Linked DNA regions of Homo sapiens: region 2 is linked to region 1. The links are chromatin loops, found by intact Hi-C in ENCODE. Cell type or tissue: endothelial cell of umbilical vein. All regions are shown on one strand.

Region 1 (8,000 bases):
GGGTTAAATAATAATAGCTATAGTTTATGGACTGTCTCCTACAGGTGGGACACAGCTTCCAATGCTTTACCCACATTGTCTCAATTCATCATCACAATGGCCCTGTTACTTTCCTCTTTCTGTAATAACTATTCATGCTGTTTGAATCACTGGGAGGTTTTTCATTGCATTGCACAGAATTCTGTTTTCCTTTTTGCTTTTTTTGTTTGTCTTTTGCCCTCAGAAAAGGCTAATAAATTCAACCAAATGGCTGGAGTTGGAGGGAGGAAGCAGGGATGACCTTGTCTGAAAGATGGTCTCAAACCCCTTCTCCTGCCTCTATCCAAAGACAAGCCTTCACCTGAAATATGAAGTGAGGCTGATGAGAAAGTCCAGTCTCTGCCTGTGTTTCACCATCTCCAGTTTCAGAGGCAGCAGCTTCAAACTACTGCTGGAAATCAGAGCCAACTAGGGCCCCAGGGGAAGAAGGAAAGAGAACACAGATTCACCTGAATGAAGGTCAGTGATGGCTCCCCCTGAGTCTGGCAATCTCTCCTGGACCTGAGGAGACCACCTGGTCCCTCAGATCCCCCTGCAGGGGCAGGAATGTCTGAGCCAGGGCATTGTTTCTGTGGAATCTTCCCACCAATGAATCTCCCAGCAGGACCAACTGTTTGGCTGTATTTAAACTGTCATTTAGCCAAGGCAGTTTGCTGGCACACCCAACTTCAACCCAGCAAGCACAACAGGTCTGCAGCTCGCGCCAAAGCTTGTTTAAACATCATTTGAACCAAACAGCCAGTCAATTTAAAAATACTCCAAGCCAAAAGCCAATGAGATTTGAAAACAAGAAAAACTGAAAATGAAAATAAAAGGGAAATATATGAATTTATGTATGTACTCATTTATTTATTAGTTAAACATTGCCTTTTTCCAGAGAGAATCTAAGATGTCAAAGGCCAAGTTGTTTTTTAAAATAAAACAGTACTAGATATGTTCTGTAAATTTCAATGATATCACAAAAATTCAACTTGGGTAAACATTTAAAACACAAAGTGTGTGTGTGTGTGTGCACGTGTGTGTGTGTGCATGTATGTGCGTGTGTTTTAACAGATGAGGAAATTGAAGCTCAGGGAGATTAAGGCCCTTGCCAGAGTCACACAGCAGTGAATGGTAACATAAGGACTGTCCCAAGTCCTCTGCTATGTGTATGGATGCGCACGCACCTACCTATACTTGCTGAGGCCACACTCTTGTTTCAGGCCCAACAGGGTCTGGAATATAAGGGTTTTTCTTCTCTTTTGCTCCCAAACATAAAAGGGATGTCATATCTCATTTTCACCTGAGTCATGCATTTATTCCTTCAGAATCATTTATTGAAGTCCAGCCACATGCCACCCACTGAACTGGACATTTGGGATACAGTGGCCAAAAAGCCACATACAATTGCTGTGCACACAGAGCTTACATTTAAGACAGCTTGGAAGCCAGCAGCGTGTGCTCTGTACTGAAACTGGGGCATTCATATTTATAAGCCCTCTGAGCCAGAAAAACATTTAGAGGTCACCTAGACCAGGGTTTCCCAAAGTCCAACCATTCAGGTACCAACCCCACAGTTTTTGTCATATGTCAATAACACTTTCATATATGTCTTCAAGTGTTCTCATCTACATAAACACATCTGTTTTCAGAGAAAGCCCTCTATCACTGCTGTAAACAGAAAACTGGAATCACTTGTCTAAAATAAAAGGTAACCATAAAAATAAGTAAAACAAAGACAAAACAATATGATTAAATTATCAGCTAAGCACAGTGGCTCCTGCCTGTAATCCCAGCACTTTGGGAGGCAGAGGCGGGTGGATCACCTGAGATCAGGAGTTCGAGACTAGCCTGGCCAACATGATGAAACCCCGTCTCTACCAAAAATACAAAAATTAGCTGGACGTAGTGGCGGGTGCCTGTAATCCCAGGTACTCGGGAGGCTGAGGCAGGAGAATAGCTTGAACCCAGGAGGCGGAGGTTGAAGTGAGCAGAGATCGCAACATTGCACTCCAGTCTGGGCGACAAGAGCAAAATAACGTCTCAAAAAATATATATATATCATCTAGAAAGACACTTGAAGTCCAAGTAAGATTGAGCTTGAAGGCTGTTCTCATTTTGTAAAAACATAAGCTCAGGAAGTGTTGAAGATATTTTAACTCTACACTGAGACTTTCTTCTTTCCTTTATCAAGAAGATTAAAGGAGAATTCAATCAGGCACAACTTTCTATGATTTAATTGTTTTTAATGTTGTGTTAAACAGTCATGACATTTAGGAAATCATTATCTAGTCCAACTCTAAAACCCAGAGACAGGCAGCTACTGGACCAAGGTCACATAGCAAATGAATGGCAGAAAAAACACCCAGTCTCTGTTCCTACAGTAGACTGCAGATCAGCAAACTAACATCTGAATAAACTCTTGGATTTGCTCTTTACCACAATCGAAGACTGATTTGATCCACTTAACTTTTGGATGAAAAACAACTGTAACCCATCTCAAAGTGGCAGATATAGTGATCCCTCTCAATTTTCCTTTTTCTCTGTTTTATCTATCCACTCATTTTCCATGTGTCATGGGTCTTATAACAGAAATATGCTGAGATTTCTAATAAAACCTAGAAAATTTTGTGGAAACCTCCGAACACCCCAAAATTCAAATATAATCCTTAGATAACCTGCTGTAATATGGAATTCAGGAAGAAAAAAATCCCCAGCGCCACCCGACAAGAACTCCTTGTCCTATAAAATCCTCAGTGTGTACAGCCCATACTTGGCAAACTTCACCACATACCAACTATAACTCTTTAAATCAGGCCTGGAGATAAATGAGAAGAAACCCTCTCTCACCCACTAAGGTCACCTGCAACTTGCCTGCCCCTAATCCCCCTCAGAAGGCAGCTTTCAGCAATGTCCCCGGGAAATAGTTGGCTGTGAGAACACACAGAAGCCTCAGCCTGCAAAGGAGGCACATTCTGGAGTCCTTGCACATGGTTTCCTCTCCAGGAAGGTGAGGCCAGGGTTTCCATGTTCTTCTCCCAGGCCAGAATGGAGAAAGAGGAGAAGATGACAGTGAATGACATCTGGCCACTTTTTCTCTTTGAGCTGACACAGGAACACTTTAGGGCTGCTCAGAGGGACTGAAAGCCATCCTTTATGGAGGTAACTCAAGCTCAGCTTTTCTCTGTCTGAGGGAAGGCAGCCTGCTTAACTGCCCAGATTAGACTGTACTGATCTACCTTATTTGAGTGGCAGAATAACCCTGTGCCCTCCAGAACTGGTGCCCTGTGAACACCCAAAAGCAAAGAGAAGTGACTCTTGTTCCTAATGTGGAAAGAGCAGAACTTCCTATGATGCAGCTGGCACTTCCTGAAATAGAACAGGATTTGAGCAAATAGTTTTCACTAGGCGGGTAGGAAAAGCTGCGTGTGGCTCGATATTTCCTTAGTGGTGACTCAGACCCTCGCTCCTGGCTGCTGTCTCATCCTGGTTGGGTCTGTTTTCCAATTATCGCGCTCAGCCCTCAGATTCCCTCTCCCAGGGTCCCCTTTTGCCAGTGTTTATCGTCCCACCAGCCTATTCTAGTTCTGGGGAGGTCACGTCTCTGTCTTACCTTTTATGTCACTTATACTCAGCTACAATTTCTTTTATGAAATTGATTAGAATTTGATCAACAGTTTATGTTTGTTTCCAGAACACCTCCTGTCTGGCTCTGCCTCCTTCCAGAAGAGATGATGATTTATGCTTATCTCAGTCAGAAGCAAGTCTTCCAAATCTGTAATTTGGAACTGTTTTCAAATTTTGGGCATTTGCCCAGTTACTACCAAAATTACTTGGAGAGAAGTGTAACAAGGGTGGTGATTCAGCAAAGACTGCCTTAGACATGCTGCATCACCCAAAATCCATTCCAGACTTTGAGGCCCTGTCTCAAATTGGCTCTTATTCAATCAACATTTAGTGAGTCCTGACTATGAACGACGCATTGTGCTTGGGGTACAGACATAAAAAAAAGCCTGGTCCCTAATGCCCACATTATATGCCAATGTGGAAAAGACTGCAACGGAGTTATCTCAAAGCATGGGGGGAGTCTCAGAGCGAGGTGTGACCTGGACCCTGCCTGCCTCTCCAGCTGCACTCACAGCATCCTCACCATCTTCACTCTGCTTGGTCCCACTGCCCTTCATTCTGCTTCGGGTTGCCCTGCTCGTCCCTCTGCCTAGAACCATCTTTTCCCGTCACTTCACTTGGCTAGCTCCTGCTCATCAGTCAGTCTCAGTTTATGCATCCTCCTCAAACGGGTCTTCCCCAGTCATCTCATCATCCCCTGTAGCTTCTCCACATGCACCCCAGCAGTCTCTATCATGTCACCTCTGTTTTCTCCCTGGAAACATTCTTTCAGTATCTGACACTACCTTGTTTATTTATTTGCATATTGCATATTGCCTGTTTCTCCAAAACAAAACGGAGTCTCCACAGGGGCAGGAATTTTGAACCTGTGTTTATCACTATGTCCTTAATACCTCCAATAGTCTTGGCACACATTAGATGTGCCAACAGTAAATACTTGATGATTGAATGAATAATACTTTCTGTGGGGAAATTGGGAAAGGATTCATAAGGATGTGACTTTAGGAGGTAGCCAGGTGACCAGTTATACAGGTGAGCATCTCCCATAGAAAGGCATGATGCTTTAGGGGAATAGCAGCAGGTACTGCAGGCCACGCAAGTGATCTCGAAGGAGGGTGAAAAATCAGGCAGGGCCCCCATGGTGACGATCTGTGGATGTCAATCTCAGGAGTTTTTATTTTTTTCCACTAGGGCAGTGACAAGGTCACTCATCAGCTAAACCTGAAGGAAGCAGCTAATCATATTTCACAGGAGGTCTTCACCCATACAAGTGAGAGACTAGGGGCTCACGCTGTGAAATTGCCCAGGCTCTTTGCCAGCACCCCTAATAATGCTATCACGACTGCTTACTAAAACTCACCATGTGTCAAGCGCTTCACTGACATCATCTTATTTAATCCTCACAACATCCTTAGAAGAGATCTTATCTTCCCCATTTGGCAGATAAAGAGGAAAAGAGGAGAAGTGATTTGCTTAGAATCTGCTAACTAGAAGAGCTGGGATTTGAACCCAGGCATTCAGACCCCAGAGTACATACCTTACCAGCTTCTATTCCTTGGGAATGGAAAAGTTTTTCTGATTTTGCATGAAAGGGTGCCCAAGATGGAACATTCTAGATTCCTTGCTGTCCTCATTTTCAGGCACCGACCTGCATGTTCATGATATAAATCATTCACCTTCCTGCCTGTTCGGAATGTTGGCATTTTGCCTTCAATCCCCTGCTGCCTACATTCTTCGGACATTCACTGAGGATGGCATGTGTGGCCAGGGCCTTGACTGAGTTACTTAGCTCAGATTTAGTCTCTTTGGGTCTCACCACTTAAGAGCTAATTTCTGTCTTCAAGCATGTCCCAGGGAAGTAGGAGACTAAGGCAAGGATAAAAAAAGTGGACTAAGATTAGTGCTAAGGGAGTTTCTGTGCAAAACATCCATCTTCGAGCCCCTCAGTTGGCTGGACAGTACTCTTAGGGTAAAAACAAAAGTCTTTGTCAGGGCCCTGCCTGGTTATTCTTCAAATCCCAGCTCAGTGGGAGAAAATTTTTGCAACCTACTCATCTGACGAAGGGCTAATATCCAGAATCTACAATGAACTCAAACAAATTTACAAGAAAAAAACAAACAACCCCATCAAAAAGTGGGCAAAGGATATGAACAGACACTTCTCAAAAGAAGACATTTATGCAGCCAAAAAACACATGAAAAAATGCTCATCATCACTGGCCATCAGAGAAATGCAAATCAAAACCACAATGAGATACCATCTCACACCAGTTAGAATGGCAATCATTAAAAAGTCAGGAAACAACAGGTGCTGCAGAGGATGTGGAGAAACAGGAAAACTTTTACACTGTTGGTGGGACTGTAAACTAGTTTAACCATTGTGGAAGACAGTGTGGCGATTCCTCAGGGATCTAGAACTAGAAATACCATTTGACCCAGCCATCCCATTACTGGGTATATACCCAAAGGATTATAAATCAGGCTGCTATAAAGACACATGCACACGTATGTTTATTGTGGCACCATTCACAATAGCAAAGACTTGGAACCAACCCAAATGTCCAACAATGATAGACTGGATTAAGAAAATGTGGCACATATATACCATGGAATACTATGCAGCCATAAAAAATGATGAGTTCATGTCCTTTGTAGGGACATGGATGAAGCTGGAAACCATCATTCTCAGCAAACTATCACAAGAACAAAAAACCAAACACTGCATGTTCTCACTCATAGGTGGGAATTGAACAATGAGAACACATGGACACAGGAAGGGGAACATCACACACCAGGGACTGTTGTGGGGTGGTGCGGTGGGGGAGGGATAGCATTAGGAGATATATCTAATGCTAAATGACGAGGTAATGGGTGCAGCACACCAACATGGCACATGTATACATATGTAACAAACCTGACGTTGTGCACATGTATCCTAAAACTTAAAGTGTAATAATAATAAAATAAAATAAATAGCAAAGAAGACTTAAAGAAAAAAAAAACAATCCCAGCTCAGTAGCTTCAGGGAAGCCTTCTCTTTTATGTCAAACCCCTCTCTATTAGGCTGTCAAAGCAACACCACCTGTTTTCCTTGGCTCTTATCATAGAGGCACTGTTGTATTTATATGGGTGATTATTTGTTTAACATAAGTCTTCCCCACTAGAATGTGAGCACCATGAACGCAAGGACTTGCCTGCTTTTCCTCAATATTCTCTCTCCAGGGCCCAGCACAGGGCCTCTTCATACTGGCTGCTCAATAAATATAGGTTGATTAAATGAACTCAGAGTTGGAAGGCAGTTACTGCATGAGTGATTGAGGGCATTACTTAATCTCTTTAATTTTCTCATTTGCAATTTGGATAATATCTGCTCTATGTCCTTTTGAAAGCCATGAAATAAAATTAAGTGCTTAATAAATTATTAAGTGCTGTACAGATTATTTCTACTAAGGAACTACAGACTGAGTCTATCCCCAGGATTTGGAGCACTTTCAGGAATGTCAGCCTCAAAAACTGGAGCTGAGAGGACAGTGAATAGAGGCACGACATGCTGTTCCTTTGTTTAAATGGAAATGGCCACAGAAGCTTGTAAACTCAGTCATCATTGTGTCACCTGAGGCCAACTGGAAATCTGGGCCTCTCCTCCAGAAGCCATGCCTGGAATAGCACAGGGTACTGTGGTCTTTGCAATTGAACTCTGATGGGTCTGAGGTCATGGTTGTTGTCAGGACAGCTGTGTGAGTGTGTGGTCTAGAGGGCAAAAAGAAGAGACCAAAAGACATGCCTGTGTGTCTCCAGCATAGTCTGAGAAAGAAGAAGCTTTGATGGGCAAAGCTCCAGTACAAATATCCTCAGAATTGGAGACGTGAACTCACCACACTTCTGAGGAAACTCTGCCAGCCGACGGCCCCCATATTCAATTATTGCTAAGTATTTTCATTCCTAACCTCATCCTCTAGCTGAGCTGACCCCTAGTTTCTACTAACCTGGGAGAGAGAACCACAGCTTTGGAGGCTGAAAACCTAGATCAAGTCCTAGAAAATAAACAAATGACCAAATACTGAGTCCCTGCTGTGTGCCAGGCGCTGTGCTAAGAACAGGATGTGCTTTAGTTCATTTGCTCTCCCCAGCAGTCCTCTAATGCAGGCAGAAGTACCCCCAACCCCATTTTACAGATGAGGAAATGAGCCTAGCTGCCTGCCCAAGGTCACACAGCTCAAACATAAGCTTCCTACGGCTCAGTTTCCTGATTCACATAATGAGACAAAGCAACTCATCACAGGATAAGAATAAAAATCAAGTGGACTGATGGCGTTGAGTGTCACATGAGGCTTAGATTTTGGGATCAGCAGCAT
Region 2 (8,000 bases), 570 kb before region 1:
ACATGGTACTTATCATTTCCCTTGTCTGACATCTAGATAGTTTTCAGTTTTTCTGTTTTCTGCAATTATGGTTGCAATAAACTTCTCTAAGCATCTGGATTTTCCATTATTTTAGGTAGTTTACCTATGAAAAATTTCCATATATGAAGTTCTTAGGAATGTTTTGAATTTCTACAAATGAATATTTGCAGATTATGAAGTTTTAAAATAGCAATAACAGTTATTTTAGGAGATCCTAAGCACTGTATTTTTTTTTCTAATATAAATGTGTATGTCATTATTTCCTGCAGTTCGTTATTCTGTGACACATTGTAGTTTTTGCTAGTTCAGTTCTGTCTGGGATTAGAAGACCAAATTAAAATGATAGATTTTTTTTTTACAGAACAAAATGATATTAACGTTCATCTGGCAGAAAAAAAGTCTGTCAGAATAGCCAAAAATTTTCAGAAAAAGAGTCTTGCAACTACCAGATGTTCAATTACATTCTAAAATGTTTTGGAAAAGAAAGCTGGACAGTTGGGTAAAGGAGACAAACATAGGCTCCATTCAAATACATGTGGAGATCTAGTTTATGACAAGGTTGTATTCACATCAGTGAGGAAAAGTTGGGTGGACTATTCAGCAATGATGTCTCAACCTACAAACCATTTGGAGAAAAAAATAAAAGCACATTTTTATCTCATGTCTTACAGCTAAATTCAAAATGGGTCAGTGAATTAAACAAATCCTTCAAAATTCTTTAAGAACACATAGGTAAAATTGCATCTAGGGATAAAGTTGGATAATGCTAGGATATATTGTGAAAAAATTGGACAATATATAATATGTATATATTTTTGAGACAGAGTCTCACTCTGGCTGGAGTGCAGGGTATGACCATGGCTCACTGCAACCTTGAACTCCTGGGCTTAAGCAATCCTTTTGCCTTAGGGGCGCACACCACTGCGCTTGGCTAATTTTTTCATTTTTTGGTAGAGGCAGGATCTTGATTTGTTGGCTAGATTGGTCTTAACTTCTGGCCTCAAGCAATCCTCCCATTTTGGCCTCCCAAAGTGCTGGAATTACATGCATACACCACCACACCTGGCCATTGGACCATAATCTAAATTGAAAATAGATCATATAACATTGTGCAGTTCAAACAGAATATTCAAATGGAAAGGGTAGAATCAAGTCAATATATAATGGTAGTTACAGTGGAGAAAACAGCATTTGACAGCACGTAGAAAGAACCATGAACTTAGTTCTTGAACTTCATGTGTTTATTCTAAAAACAAACAATTTTGTTTCATTTTTTAGTCTTCTAAAATTTTGATTTGAGGATTCATTGTGGTGGTGTAGTAACTACATAGCATGTCTTCATAAAACAAGAAAAACTATGGCCTTCCTTAAAAGAAACCTAATCTTTGCTGTCCCTGCTATGCTCTCTTTTCTAAAGTGTTATATTTGATCTGTCTTCTGAACTCTAGTCCTTTGACTATATAACTATGAAGAAAAAATATGCTACTTCTTAGGGAAAATATGATGTAAAATAATCTTGATTTTGTGATTATTGGTCTGTTTGTATTTAAAGGGAGTAGAATTTTAACCTAGGCAAATACATTGGATAACAATATTTAGGAGAAAAATATTACAGTGGCAAAATTTATTTAGAAAGCAAATTTAATGTTTTTCATTGTTTATAAAATGTGTTGTCATGTTTCTGAAAAATTCTGCTTATAATCTAAGTTATAGAGTAAATTAAGTTATGGCTAGCAGTGATGATTTATTTTGTATAATATTTGATTTAAATCATTTTAAAGGGGTAAGAAGAGGGACGAGAAGTAGAAAAAATAAATGGATCTGCTAAATATTCAACAGGTATATGTGGACTTTTCTTTTAGAATTAGCAGTGTTGTTAAGAGTTAGTGTCAGACAAAACTGTGTTTGCCATTCCTGACCCTTTCTCCCTCTTACCTAGCCATGTGACATTTTGCAGGTTTAATTCTTCTGAGCTAATTTCAGCACTTATAAAATGGAGTAATAATAGTGTATACTATGTCAGTGAAGTGCCAGCAGATAACAGAAAATACACTTACCTGGAATTTGAAGATAATTTAATGAAGGGACTATTTACAGAGATGTAGATGGAGTTTAGGGAACAAGTAAGGGATGATGAAGAATTTGTCTAGGGGATTAGCAGCAGTAGAAAGGCAGCATTGCCACCTGGAGCCCTCCAGCTGGTGCATCTCATTGGCTAAAGTTAACAGCCAGAGAGGGGTAGGGAACACAGCAGGTCAGAGAGGGGGAGATAAAGGACTGGGAGAGAGTTGTATGCCAAACAGGAACCAGCTAGTTACCTCTTAAGGTTGTTGTGAAACAATGAGTAGAATGTGACGCAATACAGGTTCAGTAGGTAAAGGTAGCTTTAACTTTTCAAAACATTTAATTAATCTAGGCATGTGTGGAGGGGTCTTAAGAGAAAAATAGACCTTTCAGAATATATAACAGAACAAAAGTCAGGATTAATTGAAAGTTTCAGGAAAAGATAATAAAGAAGAATGGAAAAGAGGAAGTTGTAATTCACATGAGGTGTCTTAATACTTTACGCAATACTTTTATCAGTGTATGTGACCTTAAAGGTTAAAAAAAAAAAAAAAATGGGAAAAGAAATTGTGTACTATATGACTAGTATACATATTTGTTGATGGAGAAGATAGTAGAGTTTGCAGGAGCAGGATGGTGGAGTTGAGAGGGAGCAGAATGTCCCTGCAGGAGTAGATTCTGTAAAAGATACGAAATAATATTGTGCATGTTCAAATTGAGTAATTCTCTCTGATCTTTCTCAGGTTCCTTTCTCATCACATCTTGAAAAGCACTGTTTTTTTTTTTTTCTTCTTTTCTTTGTTTTTCTGGTTTGTTTTTAGATTTTCTTTGTCCATGAAAACTCAAAAGAAGAAAGGCAGGTTTTATCAAATGACCTGTGGAGGGAGCTCAATACCTTATTTGGATACTCAACTATTTGCTGACTTACCTTTGTAGTAAAAAGCTGTATGACCGTATGTGTGGTAGCTTTAAATCTCTGTCTTAAGATCTTATTTCATTTGAGTGGTAGGAGATTGGAAGAAGGAAAAAAAAATAACTTACTGGTGAGAAGTAATACTTATCCACTTGATAAATACGAGTTTCTTTCTCTCACAAAGGTACCTCCCTCTGCAGGATATCATGTGTATGGAATGTCTTTCCCGGAAGCTAAAGGAAGCAGTGACCCTATATCTGCGAGTTGTGAGAGTTGTAGATCTCTGTGCAGGGCGGTGGTGGGAATACATGCCAAGTGGTAAGTGGATTTAGTCTGTGAAGTACAGTAGTGTCCTACTGGAAAGTAGTAACAATGGTTTCATAAAAAGTTACTTGTTGTCTTGAGAAAGGCAATCTAAGTCACCTTGTAGGCTGGCAAGATTTTGTCTAAATTATTTATGTTGGGTTTTAGGTTGTAAAATGCGTTTTACCTGAGGCTTTATTGTTTTAATAGTCTGCTCTTTTCATTTCCTGTCCTTAAGTAACTATATCAGCCTGTTCCACACATCTGTGATTGGAGAACATGAGCCTTTGGTTAATTGAGTATATGTGTATCACATTAGACACTGTGTGTCCTTTACTGTCTGATGCATGTTTTCCGGTGAATGGTAACAGTTTTCATCATAGATTTCCTCTGCAACTAAACTGCACCCTTTAGTTAAATAAATACTTGCCATTTTTGTAGAATAGGCCACAGAACTCCAATTTCTTTAGAAGACCTATAGTAGGTCTTGGAGATTCTCGAATAAGCCACTGACTGACCTTACAGGTGAAGAACTCAGTAGCTTCCTAACCACAGCAAATTGTTCCCAGTTGAAGAGACCACCTGAAAAGAAAGTTAATGGCTTTAGCTAAGCAAAGCATACTTGAAAGAGTTAAAATAAAAGGCAATTAAGGCTTCTTTTCACTTAACGCCAATCCATTAATTGGTAAAATTTAGTTACTATTGTTTTGCAATTATGAATCTGTCTTTTAAAGTCATCCTTTTTCTATGATGTCCAGATTATGAGACTTCGAAAATGGGATAAGGCTGAGAGGGGAACCAAAAAATAAAAATAAAAAAAAAAGCCTTAATAGAAGTGAAGGGCTGGAGGAGATAATTGTCTTGTTCTGTTCTATAGAACAGAACAGATTAGCTCTGGAATACTGGAATTGTGCAGGTGGATGCTGCATCCTTTCAAGAGAGTCATCAAATCAGTTGGTAACTCTTATCAGCTGGCCATAGTAGTTATCAATATATACTTTCTTATAAAGAACATTGCAAACACCTGAGGCTGGAGCTTATTAATAGGTTTGTGGGAGGCAAACCACGGTTACTTTCAGATATTTAATAAAAGCCATTCTAAGGGCAAAAGCCTCATCTCATCTTGTTTCAGAATGATCCTGTATGTCAGGAAAGAAAAAAAATTAGGGCAGTGTGAAAATGATTGTCTTATTCCTTATATTAGATTTACTTTTGCAAAGGTTAGGCCAGCTGGAATTCTGAAGACGGGATTAACACAGTATATAAAGACAGGATGGCAGAACTCCCATGTGATATAGTCTTACCATTAACATCACTACCACTTACCAATTAGAGAAGAATTTGACTGCATGTTGCTGACTTTTAGGCTATGATAAATAACCTGTGAGCCCAAGGCTTCCCATCTTTGCAATGAATGTAAAAGAGAGTTGAAGCAAACAGTCTCTAGCCTAGGATAAGATCACACTAACCTTGCTCACTAATGCCACCTTGGCCTATTATCTGGCATTTAACTCAGATCCTTTATATAATAGTACTTTATGGTTTACGTATATGATCTCTTTGGATTCTCACTCCATCTCTGTAAAGAAGATAGAACTTTCCCCATTTCTCTCGTGGGAGGCAACATGTATGACAAAAGAGGATAAACATTGCAGGGGTTACACTTGGTTTTAGATTCCAGCACTGCCATTTGGAAGCTCTTAAACTCTCTCAACTTCATTTTTTATGCTTGTATATGGGGTGATAACCTTTCTGATTTGGTTGTGAGAATAAATGAAAAAAAATGATTAACACATTGAATCGTTCAGTCATTAAAAGTTACTATACAAGAAAGTAATAAGAACTGTTATTATAATTAGAGACCAAGTAATCTCTGGTCTCTCCTTACTCTTCACTAAAGTTAGCATGTCTGGACTTTACATGTTAAATGAGATAACTTAAAAATAAAACAACTTTCAAAAAAGTATGTAAGACTTAAATATTTGGGGCCTACTTTTTGTTCTTGACAGTTAATGTTTTTCTTTGTCATTAATAAGCAGACAGTTGGCTTTCTGACCACTTTCATTAAAAATAAAAAAGCCCTTGTAACAGATTAAAATAGGATCTATATGAGACTTGTCTCCCCACTTACTTAACCAACAGCTCCTGCTGTGGAAGTAACCTGCCTCTCTCTGTTCCCATCTTGTTGATTCCTACTATGGTCTCCTGGATAGATAGCTTCCTATCAACAGCATACCCTGAGATTGGATCACTCTGGTTCTCTTAGCTAACTTGCATCTGTCTTTTTCAAAAGAATTAATTGTCTAAAATGGCGGGGGAGTAATAGTTAAACATATGACAGAGTATCAGAGTAATTATTAGAAAATGGATAGAATAATTTGAGATAGGAATTAGGTCAGAACTGTGAGCTTCCTAACGATGAGGATCATATCTTATTTATATTTTTAGTTATGTGTTCTATAGAGTCCTGAAGGTTTTACAGACGAGAGTACCCATGGGGGAGGAGGAGGGTGGTGGTGATCAGGTGGGTGGTCCCACTCCATCCACCAAATAGGTCCAAGTTATCTGGGTTAAAAGTGTGTTCTTTGTTGAAGATTTCTATGCCTTAAAAGCAACAAAAACCAAAAAGTCAATAATAAAAGCCTCCTCCATAAAGTATTAACTTAGATTAAGTGGAGTTTCTGACTCATTTCCTCTGTTACTAAAGGAGTATATTTTCTGTTATGTTTATTCAGCTTTAGTGTTAGCTTTACGGAAATTTGAAGAGGAAGTCTTTTTTAACTTTTGGTAAAAATCACGAGTGCCTAGTAAATGTTAATGAACAGAAAGATGAACCTGGCTCTAAATACTTCTGAACTTCTCAGGCTTTACAGATGCCAGTTTTCTAACACTATTAAAGAAGATGCCAGATGTTGAACAGCTATATGGCCTTCACCCTCGATACCTTGAGAGGCGAAGAGTAAGGGGCCATGAGGCTTTTAGCATTCCAGGAGTCCTAGAAGCTTTGCAGGCATGCCCAAACTTAGTGGTGAGTGCACCTGGTTGAACATTTTGGCATCAACTGTTTATGAAATAATAGACCAAAGAATGATAGACGTGTTCACTCACATGCAAATCTCATCTGTCACAAACTTTTAAGTTCCATTGTGTACTTAGCATCTTGTGGTACATAAAGCTTTGGATGCTAAACTAAAGTCTTTTCTTATGCTTGCTTTGGCATTATTTTCTAGGGTGTGGAAACTTCTCATTTGGAGTTGGTAGAATCCATTTGGACATATATGCCCCATGTTCATATTTTGGGGAAATTTCGTAATCGTAATGGAGCTTTTCCAATTCCTCCTGAAAATAAACTGAAAATTCCTATAGGAGCCAAAATTCAAACTTTACATTTAGTTGGTGAGTACATGTTTCTTGGGTCACTTGTAACTCCTTGAAATGCCATAAAATGTGAATATTCACTGAAAAAGAATAATGAGAATTTTAGAGATGGCTTTGTTGATTGATGATTGCAAAATAAATGTTTGCAAGATCTGTATAAAAATTCCGATTTCCCATTAAAGATCCACTGGTGTGAGGGAAATACTGCTTCACAAGTGTACATTCTCCATCTGAATATTCTTTGAAATTATATACCAGTAACTTCAACTTAAGTAAAAAGTGTAAATATTTTCTCAAATTTGTCACCTTTGGCTTAGGCCACTGAAAGGAATTCGGGGGTCCCTGTTAATATAGCTGGCCTTTAATATTTGTTTACTACTTTATTCTGTATATATACACACACATACACAGAGAGAGAGAGAGTATATGTGTTTTAAGCATTATTCTAGGTATTGGGGATGGTCTAAAGAAGTGGAAATTTCTGAAACTCAGGTGGTACAGGGAGAGCATCAGGAATGATAAGGAGTAGGTCTTAAATAAGACTTAGATACACAATTATGGGAGAAGAGTAAAGATTTCTAGCAACCCTTCATTTATAAGATCAGGGAGTGATATCTAGTTTGAAATTGGATTTTTAGATGTAAAAGGATTCTGTAATATCTGGAATTTATAATATAAGCTCCTTAAGGTCAAAGACTTATTTCCATATCTTTATATTTTCTACAATGCCTGTCACAGTTCATTGCAAATATAAGTACAGGGTAAGTTTTATTAAAATGCATTAATTTATGGGAATCATTTAACAGTTTAACACTGTATTATGGTGATGCAGAGGTGTGGTAAATTAATAAAAATAAACATTACCAGGAGAATGGGCAGTTATGTCCTTTGTTTATAGAGTTTGTTTGAGACAGAAAGTGGTTTGGGCCTGGGGTATACTGTCTTCTCTGCATCTGTCTCACCCTTCTTCCTTGGGTTTCCTAATCAGTACAATCAGTACTACCATCTTCATAGTATTACAATATATGCTAAATTTAACCTTTGTGACTTCTGCATCTTACATCTCAATCTGTACCTCACTTCTGCTTTTTGTCCTTTTGTCTCATCCTTAATTTTACTTCCCATTTGTTGCTATACAATGTGTGTGCATAGTTCAAACTAAATTTAACTCTGCTATTTTGAGAGGAACAAGTTAAGGGGTAATCCTTGTAGGTTACAATAAGAACATTTGGTAGAATTTAGCCTTTATAAACAACTGACCATTCAAGTACTGCAATTTTACATTCTCTAGTTATTCTTGCTAGCAGAGCTCCTATTGTCT

Evidence for each region. Peaks named below come from ENCODE experiments on the same cell type or tissue, not always from the same donor. Only the 100,000 strongest peaks of a DNase experiment are listed, where the experiment ranks them.
Region 2: a loop joins it to region 1, with 4 times the contacts of the local background. A loop is called at or near these places in 2 of 110 quality-filtered maps.

The regions. Positions count from the first base shown.
Region 1 is chr5:148,969,787-148,977,786 of GRCh38, forward strand. No RefSeq gene overlaps it. Among named protein-coding and RNA genes, the nearest start is that of MIR584, 89 kb to the right of the region's middle. RefSeq lists an enhancer at 280-861. In endothelial cell of umbilical vein, no CTCF peak of the experiment used is centred here; DNase peaks (open chromatin) are centred at 3,445 and 5,335; H3K27ac peaks cover 4,277 bases.
Region 2 is chr5:148,395,817-148,403,816 of GRCh38, forward strand. It overlaps FBXO38 (F-box protein 38), which reads left to right. Exons shown (of 22, transcript NM_205836.3): 3 at 3,183-3,316; 4 at 6,166-6,329; 5 at 6,532-6,697. Among named protein-coding and RNA genes, the nearest start is that of FBXO38, 16 kb to the left of the region's middle. In endothelial cell of umbilical vein, no CTCF peak of the experiment used is centred here; DNase peaks (open chromatin) are centred at 3,135 and 5,925; H3K27ac peaks cover 4,197 bases.